Regions from separate parts of the Homo sapiens genome. Here region 2 is linked to region 1. Evidence: chromatin loops called from intact Hi-C (ENCODE). Cell type or tissue: HCT116. All regions are shown on one strand. Links, peaks and the distances in the headings refer to the core of each region. The heading gives the core; the rest is flanking DNA.

Region 1 (4,471 bases), core at 472-4,471:
CTGCTCTTTCTGAAAAGCTTGAACATTTTTCTGTACTTTCCTTTTCTTTTTTGAGACAGGGTCTTGCTCTATCACCCAGAATGGAGCACAGGGGTACAATCATGGCTCACTGCAGCCTTCACCTCCCGGGCTCAAGCAATCCTCTCACCTCACCCTCCCAAGTAGCTGGAACTACACACAGGCGCCACCACATCCATCTAATTTTTAAAATATTCTGTAGAGACAGGGTCTCACTATGTTGCCCAGGCTGGTCTCAAACTTCTGGGCTGAAGCAATCCTCCCACTTCAGCCTCCTGAGTGGCTGGGACTACAGGCACATGCTATCATGTCTGGCTAACTTTGTTTTTTATAGAGACAGGGTCTTTTGCTGTATTTCCCAGGGCGGTCTTGAACTCCTGGCTTCAAGTGATCTTCCTGCCTTGGCCTCCCAAAGCACTGGGATTATGGCCATGAGCCACCACGTAATCTTTGTTTTATGCGTATTTATAAGCTTTGCTTCCCCAACAAGATTATAAGCTCTTTGATTGAAGTACATCATATATTTGATATGTATTCTCTTGTCCAAGTGTTTCTGTAGGCAATAAGGGGAACTTTGTAAAACAAGAGTTTTCCGGTCAAGTAAATTTGAGAAGCGCTGCCTAATCTCTTCCCCCTCAGAGATTTGCAATGCATATTGACCTATTAAAGGCTCTGAGAATTCTTCCTGCGAAGAAACCTATTTTAGCCTTGTCCACCTTGCATTTCCCAAACACGTTTGACCTCAGAACTCCCTTTTTCACTAAGAATGTTTTGCCCATCTTATGTTTTACCCATGTGCTCTATAGCAGTTAACACTGGGCTTATTAAAGGTACTCAATATGTGATTGTAAATTAACTGGTGAAGCATTCCCTCATTCTTGTTTATTTTATACATTTATTTAATGAAGCCCTTTTCATAGAAATTGTCAAGATAAATGTATCCTCATTTAGATCAAAACAAATTCTAAATTAATGAAGTCATGACATTTTACTGTATTTTGGTTTTTTTGGTTTATCTGTGAAGTCCTCAAACCTGTGAGTAGTGCTGACCCTAGCCTTGAATGAACAGCCCTGTACTAACTGCAAGGCCAGAAGAACCCCTGCCCTTCCCCTCCCCACCCCCCCACATCATTTCCAGAAGTTCTAAAGAACAGTTGAAATTTACGGAGATCAGACTGGGTTGAGTGTGGGATTTCCAGGGTGGGTTCTAGAAGGAGAAGTGGGTCTTCTGTAGTTTGTTGAAATTTTATTTTCCAAACCCAGCCCCCAAGTTTTTCTTCCTCTATTTATGTGCAAGGACAAAACAGTTACTGTCCTACCTACATAGGATATGGACTCTGTCTGCTCTGAGCCCATTTTAGTTTAGAATATAGAGACCTCCCTCCAGGTCCTAAGAGAGAGATTCCATGAGAGATGTGCAACACCATAAGGTTGGTGATTTGTACTTTGAAATGGCTGCCTTTATTTCCTTTAAAGTCAATATCTTATATTTGAATAAACACAGTTTGCAAAGCATCTTTACAGAAATCTCATTGGATCCTCACGGTCACCTTTTTTCTGAGACAGAGTCTCACTCTTTCACCCAGGCTGGAGTGCAGTGGAGCGATCTTGGCTCCTCCACTTCCTGGGCTCGAGTGATCCTCCTTCCTTAGCCTCCCAAGTAGCTGGGACCACAGATGCGTGCCACCATGCCCAGCCAATTTTTGTATTTTTGGTAGAGATGGGGTTTCGCCATGTTGCCCAGGCTGGTCTCAAACTCTGCAGCTCAAGCAATCCACCCGCCTTGGCCTCCCAAAGTGCTGGGATTACAGGTATGAGCCACTGTACCCTGCCCTCACAGTCACCTTTTGAAGAACCTCCTGCTCAAGAGATCCTCCTGCCTCAGCCTCCTGAGTAGCTGTGATGACTACAGGCTTGTACTACCATGCCTGGCTAGTTTTTTTATTTTTTGTAGAGACGGGGTTCCCTGTGATGCCCAGGGTGGTCTCAAACTCCTGAGCTCAAGCCATCCTCCCACCTCAGCCTCCCAAAGTGCTGGGATTGTAGGTGTGAGCCACTGCACCTGGCCAAGCATTAGTTTTAATCTTGTTTTATAGATGAATAAACTGGGGCTGACTCAAACTGACTCAAAGTCACACTGTCATTACCTTTTTGATCCTGTACGTTAGACTGGGCTGTATGCATGTTCTTGCTGGCGCAATAAAGTTGCAAGTGCCAGCTAACAGCCCTTCCCACTCCACCTCACCACCTCATAGAGGAAAATTGTGACGTTAATGGGAAATGTCAGCGGTAATGTCTTCAGGCTGGGCCTGTGGAGTGACTCCCTTGCCACAGGATATTTAAGCAATGCTGTGTCTTGTCTGAGGCTCAGACCTGCTATTCTTATTGGCACTTGGGACCTGCATGGTTTTTGGCTTCACCTCCAGCTTTAGCCATTTTTCTTCTGTTCTTTTAGGTAAGGATTTTCTGCCCCAGACCTCAGATTCCCATTTCCTTCCTAGCTTCTCTGCTGTTATAGCTCAGTCTCTTCCAAGACCATGCAAGATTCAGACCCTAGTAGGAGGAGATGGAGGAACTAGGACTTAAACCCACATCTTGTGATTCCAAGGCTGGTTCCTCTTTTGCCCTGCACCACACAGCTGTCTGCTCACAGTCATGTGACAGGGGCTTCCCCAGCCAGAACCTCCAGGGAGCACAAATAAAGGAAAGAGCTGGAAGGCACAGTACAGCATTTGTTCTGTCCAAGCCTTACATATCAGCATGGGCAGGGAGAATGTGGTGAAGTTTTCTTTCAAGGACTTTGTTTGATAAGGAAGGACATTTATCAGTGAAGAGAGGTTTTGAGGGAAGTGAACCAATCTTGAGATAAGTACACAAAAGAGCTTTGAGTCTGGTGTTTCCCTGTTTGCTTCTGCCCCCTGGAGGAGCAAATACTCCATGATTAGAGACGTGTGAGTCCTTTGGAATAGAATAGCAGTGATGGAACTGGAGTCCTAGTCCAGGTTCTCTCCTTGTTCAGCCTGGATTCAGCACTGGGTATCGAAACAAGCCTGCACCCTCAGAGGAGATGGCTAGGGGACAGTGCGTCCAGGCCTCTTCTACCACACAGAGTTTTCTTTTTTTTATAAAGGGTATACACATTTAAAATTTAATGATACTCCCAAATTGCTCTTCAAAAAGGCTGTGCAAAATTACAGTCCTGATAACAGCTACCCAGAGATCCTGTAACGGCATTTGCCCTCATCATTATTATTATTATTATTATTATTATTATTATTATTTGAATTTGAGACGGAGTTCTGCTCTGTTGCCCAGGCTGGAGTGCAGTGGCGCAATCTTGGCTCACTGCAACCTCTGCCTCCCGGGTTCAAGCAATTCTCCTGTCTCAGCCTCCCTAGTAGCTGGGATTACAGGTGAGCACCACCACGCCTGGCTAATTTTTGTATTTTTAGTAGAGACGGGGTTTCACCATATTGGCCAGACTGGTCTCGAACTCCTGACCTCAGGTGATCTGCCCGTCTCGGCCTCCCAAAGTGCTAGGATTACAGATGTGAGCCACTGGGGCTGGTTGCCCTCACTATTTAATGGGTTATTTGCAACCTGTGAATCATGTCTCCTATTTCCTTGTTAATGATGCTTATTGATTATAGACTTAGGAATATCAGCACCTCCTTTGTAGCTCTTCATTCTTACATGATATAATAATTAATTTTTTTTTTTGAGACAGAGTCTCACTCTGTTGCCCAGGCTGGAGTGCAGTGTCACAATGTTGGCTCACTGCAACCTCCACCTCCTGGGTTCAAGCGATTCTCCTGCCTCAGCCTCCTGAGTAGCTGGGACTACAGGTGCGTGCCACTACACCTGACTAATTTTTGTATTTTTAGTAGAGACAGGGTTTCGCCATGTTGGCTAGGCTGGTCTTGAACTCCTGACCTCAGGTAATCTGCCCGCCTCAGCCTCCCAAAGTGCTGGGATTACAGGTGAGCCACTGCGCCCAGCCAATAATTCATTGTTTAATCCTTAGTTGTGGGCCAAGCAAAGGAGAAAAGTAAGAAGCCTTTTCCTTTTACCGATAGGAAAGGTCAAAGGACTTACCTGGTGAATTATTTACCTAAAAATGTATACAAATCACTCCAAAATTTAGTGGCTAAAAACAACAGTACTAATTTAATTATATCTTCACAGTTACTAATTTAATTATATCCTCACCTGTGGGTGAGGAATTTAGGAGCAGCTTAGCTGGGCTGTTCTGGCCCAGAGTCTAGTGAAGTTGTGGTCAGTTGTCAGCTGGGTCATCTGAATGCTTGATTGGGATTGGAGGCTCCACTTCTATGGTGGTCACTCACATGACTGAGAAGTTGGTGCTAGCTGTTGGCAGGAAGCCTGTTCTTCATGTGGGCCTCTCTGAGGGACTGCTTGAGTACTTTCATGATGTGGTGGTGGGCTTCTCCCA
Region 2 (4,920 bases), core at 526-4,525, 210 kb before region 1:
CAAGTGACATTGGTGTTCAAAAACAAAAACAAAAATATAAATAAAGAGCAACGAAATGTACACTTTTTAATCTAGTTAGAATGGATCATTCAAAAACAGCTGCTCCACAATCTGTAAGACTTCCAAACTCCAAACGCCTTATTTCATATAGTATTTCCCAAAGCCAAATCTTCTATAAATAATTGGCTAACTCAAGCACATGACAACAGGACTTAAAGACTATTTCTGGTTAACCCTGTCAATTTGCACAACTTCAGTTAGCACAGATATTTTTCCCTCTTACTGACTGCTAAACACGGGTATACTAAGGTACATGAGTTGAAATATTAATTGCATTTTGTTGAATGAATTTTCAGAAAAGAAGAAAATATATATAAAAATTCACAAACAAGGAAAAAAGTAACATGCTCTATCTTGAAGCAACTATGAAAATTCTTTTCAAAGAACTAATGTAATGTCTTACCCTTGCTACTTTGAGGAACGTTTATCGTAATCTCAGGATCATTCTTCAAACTGAATGAAACACTTTTTTGTGGTGTTTTTGCTAGTTCTGAAGCTGTAAACAAAGAAATATATAAAAACCTTTTAAAGGACAACAGTAGATAAAGAGGGAAATAACCTTATTACGCTTACAAAAATTCTTTAAAAACCTCTGTTACTTTTATCAGAAAAATAATCCTACCCATATTAGGAGTAATACTGCTTTCACCTTTATTAGCTGTCTTCCCAGAATCTTCAAATTTTCCTTCATATTACCCACAGATTTCTTTAAAAGAAAATACAAATAACTAACTTTGACCTTGCTGCTTTCTCTAATTACCATACTCTCCTCTCCATCAACCACTTATGTTCCTTTCATTTCTTACCATATATAGTTGAGGCACATCTTTGATGGGGGGTGAGAAAGAAGGGCCAGAAAGTGAGATCTAAAATCAAGTGAAAACTGTGCAGAGTTAAAATTATACTTTAAAATCTTTTAAATCTTCCATAAAGTGTGAACAGTTTATTTTGTGCCAAAAAGTCTATAATACATATAAATAATACATAAAATAGAGTGTTGAACAGATGGCCATTTCTTCAACCGAGAATAAATGGAATAGTGGTCTTTTGTTTAGGGGCCATTTTATTTTTACTTTAACAATTTTCTTTCTCTCGCTTTTTTTTTCTAAAGACCAAAGACCAAATCACTTATAATAGAGGCCATTTTAAATAAAAAAATATAAGTGTTATCTTTAATGATGCTCTCACACTCACACCATGAGAGGCATGTGGAAAATGAACCCAAATGAAGAAACAGATTTACCTTTTCCAAGTTAACTCTCACACTGGGACACTGTTCACTGAGAAAAAGGGCACATACCAAATTAACTGCTTTTTTGCTTTTTTTCTCTAAATGGAGAAGGTGTAGTTAAATTTGTACAAGTGAAAGCCATTTTACTGGCTCCTAAACCTTTCTAACCTGCCCCCATTTTTATCCTCCAGTCTTGAAACTGACCCAAAATACTCATAACAATCTCTACAAATGAATTGGCTGCTTCTTCTTCCTTAATCCCTTCGGTCTTCTATATGATTCACTAAGTTTTTTTTTTTTTTTTAATCTTCCCTTGATATTAATTCCTCCATTTGAGTCTTATGACATTATCCTGGTTCCCAAGCTACTGGTTGTGGTTATTTCATCTCTTCTTCACTGTCCTCAGCCTCCTCAACATTCTAGGCATACTTAAGGCTCAGTCCTTGCTCTTCTCTTTATGTCATTTTTGGATTAAAGGCTGATTCACAGGATAGGGAAAAAACTTCATATGAAAAGAAGCAACAAAAGCAACTTAGCTGAGATCATTTTGGTGTTATACTGAAACATAAAAATGCTCCACCTGATTTTAAATAACTATTAAACTACAAAGGAGCCAGGGAGAAAAGAATAAAAAGGAAGAATTGAAGAGGATTAAGAACAAGATAGTCTCTTTTTTTTTGAGATAGAGTCTTGCTCTGTCGCCCAGGCTGGAGTGCAGTGGTGCGATCTCAGCTCACTGCACCCTCTGCCTCCCAGGTTCAAGCAGTTATCCAGCCTCAGCCTCCTGAGTAGCTGGGATTACACATGTGTGCCATCATGCCCACCTAATTTTTTGTATTTTTAGTAGAGCGGGGGTTTCACCATGCTGGCCAGGCTAGTCTCAAACTCCTGACCTCGTGATCTGCCTGCCTTGGCCTCCCAAAGTGCTGGGATTACAGGTGTGAGCCACCGCGCCCGGCTAAGATAGTCATTTTTGTGAGCACACAGAGATAGGCAGACATTCCAACACCTCTTGGATGACTCAACATGTCTAATAAGCACCAGGCACAATGCCTAGTACAAGTACCTGTCGCCCAGGAGTACACTGGCGTGATCATGGCTCACTGCAGCCTTGACCTCCTGGGCCCAAGCAATCCTCCCACCTCAAACTCCCAAATAGCTGAGACCACAGGCGTGCGCCACTATGCCTAGCTAATTTTTAAATTTTTGTAGAGACTGGGTCTTCCTATGTTGCTCAGGCTGGTTTCAAACTCCTGGCCTCAAGTTCTCCTCCCGCCTCGGCCTCTCAAAGTGCTAAGATTACAAGCATGAGTCACCACGCCCAGCGGTGAATCACTATTTAACACATAACTTTGTGTTTAGTTATGACTATGAATGGCAAAAAGTTACAGTGTTTCTTTATGTCAGGGGTCAGCAAGCTATAAGTCTATGGGGCCAAACCCAGCCTTTCCACTTGTTTTAAGTACAGCTTTATGTAGCCACACCATCCATACGTATTGTCTGTGGCTGCTTTTCAGCTACAACAGCCAAGTTCAGTAGTCACAACAGAGACTGTCTAGCTCACAGAGCTGAAAATATTTACTGTCTGGCCCTTTACAGAAAAAGCTGGCTGACCTTTGCTCTGTATTAATCATCTACATGCACACTTTCAATGCATGTGTACAGTTTTTATTCTTTTCTTGCTCCTATGTCATATTTGTTTTTGATGATATTAAATGAAATGTAATGGCATGGCTGTTGACTCTATTAATAGAAAATTAGACCTGGACATGGTGGCTCAAGCCTATAATCCCAGCACTTTGGGAGACCGAGGTGGGTGGATCACTTGAGTCTAGGAGTTCGAGACCAGACTGGGCAACATGAAGAAACCCTGTCTCTACAAAAGAATAGAAAAATTAGCCAGGTGTGGTGGCGTGTGACTTTAGCCCGAGCTAAAGGGACACTGAGGAAAGGAAGCTGAGGCAGGAAAATTGCTTGAGCCTAGGACATGGAAGTTGCAGCAAGCCAAGATTACACCACACGTTCCAGCCGGGGCAATACAGTGAGACCCTTAAAAAAAATTATGATATTATTTGTGGGCTTGCAAAAAAAAATAGGGCATAAATTTTGTATCTTTATATTCATTATTCTATTAATTCATCTGTATTGTATTTTACACAATAAACTGGTCTCTGTCTAATGATAGCTTTAGATTAGTCTATTATCTGGTCCTATCTAACCAATCTATTTTCTAATTTTTTTAAAAAGATACTTATTTTCTTTTACCTCATTTATATTTATCTGCTCCTCTGTTGATGAACATTTAGCTTGATTCCATATCCTGGATATTGCAAAATAATACTGCAATGAACACGGGAGTGCAGATATCTCTTCGACATACTCATTTCATACCCTTTGGGTATATATCTAGTAGTGGGATTGCTGGATCTCAATCTATTTTTAATTTACCCATTTATTTCTCCAGCCTGACTGAACTCCTCACTTTCTTCTCTACCTGGTACTTCTACTTTTGCTCTTTTGTTTACATTTATTTTCTTACTCTAGATACATTCTCTGTATTTTACAAAGCCTTCCTATCTAACTTATAGTCTATTTCTAGCCCTATATCTTGGTTAGCCCAATTATATGAAAATCTATTTTTTTTTTTAATTTTTTTTTATAGAGACAAGGTCTCACTAGGTTGCACGGGCTGGTCTCAAACTCCTGGGCTTAAGTGATCCTCTTACCTTTTCCTCTCAAAGTGTTGGGATTATAGGTGTGAGCTACCATGCCTGGACAAAATCATCATTTATACTCAGAATAACATATGATTTTCTGGCAGATCATGTTATTTATTAAATATTAAGGCATTCTATTTTACTGATATATTTAGATGTAAACACAATTAGCAACAATACTTAATGAGTCAATGAAATTCATTAAAGAGCATCATAACTAAACAAAGATTATAGAAAGTCTGATCAGTCTGTTAAACTGCGTTCCTGAAATTTCATGGTCATAATAATAAAGACGAAATATCTATAAAACTATCTTCTCATGACTTTAAAATGTGTATTTCTTTCAGATATGATGACAGAAATGCGCAGAATGAGGATAATATTCCAGTTTTATGCAGTGCTTACAAATACAACACATTATCATCTTTAAGTTATGAGCATGCTAATTCTCCAAATGGAGAACTACTACTTGATTACTCCTGTGAGTTCTATTTCACTTTACAATAATAATTCTCCTCTTTCTCCAGTGGTATTTCTTTGTCCTGCACCATTGTCCTAGGGTTTCATTTTGGTCTTGCTGTCTACTTTATCTTTCTAATTATTACATCAGCATTTCTTCTCTGGTTTCTCAGTGCTCCTATACAGGATTCAGTCATTTTTATAGATTTAAAAACTTAATTTCTTGTTTTTTCAGATGGAGTCTCTTTCTGTCACCCAGGCTGGAGTGCAGTGGTGCAATCTTGGCTCACTGCAACCTCCACGTTCTGGGTTCAAGTGATTCTCCTGCCTCAGCCTCCCAGGTAGCCAGAATTACAGGTGTGTGCCACCACACCCAGCTAATTTTTGTATTTTTAGTAGAGCTGGGTTTCACCATGTTGGCCAGGCTGGTCTTGAACTCCTGACCTCAAGTGA

What was found. A loop is a pair of places that touch in the nucleus more often than their neighbours do. Peaks named below come from ENCODE experiments on the same cell type or tissue, not always from the same donor. Only the 100,000 strongest peaks of a DNase experiment are listed, where the experiment ranks them.
Region 2: a loop joins it to region 1, with 2.3 times the contacts of the local background. A loop is called at or near these places in 2 of 110 quality-filtered maps.

What each region holds. Positions count from the first base shown.
Region 1 is chr2:201,155,590-201,160,060 of GRCh38, forward strand. All of the region lies in intron 8 of CFLAR (CASP8 and FADD like apoptosis regulator), which reads left to right. It overlaps CFLAR-AS1 (CFLAR antisense RNA 1), which reads right to left and starts at 2,203. Exons shown (of 7, transcript NR_040030.1): 1 at 2,166-2,203. RefSeq lists enhancers at 2,502-2,581, 2,602-2,931. In HCT116, for the core only: a CTCF peak has its summit at 2,942 (motif pointing left); a DNase peak (open chromatin) is centred at 2,942; H3K27ac peaks cover 751 bases.
Region 2 is chr2:200,942,222-200,947,141 of GRCh38, forward strand. It overlaps ORC2 (origin recognition complex subunit 2), which reads right to left. Exons shown (of 18, transcript NM_006190.5): 6 at 464-556. Among named protein-coding and RNA genes, the nearest start is that of ORC2, 19 kb to the right of the region's middle. In HCT116, for the core only: no CTCF peak of the experiment used is centred there; DNase peaks (open chromatin) are centred at 2,370 and 2,620; H3K4me3 peaks cover 1,504 bases; H3K27ac peaks cover 2,486 bases.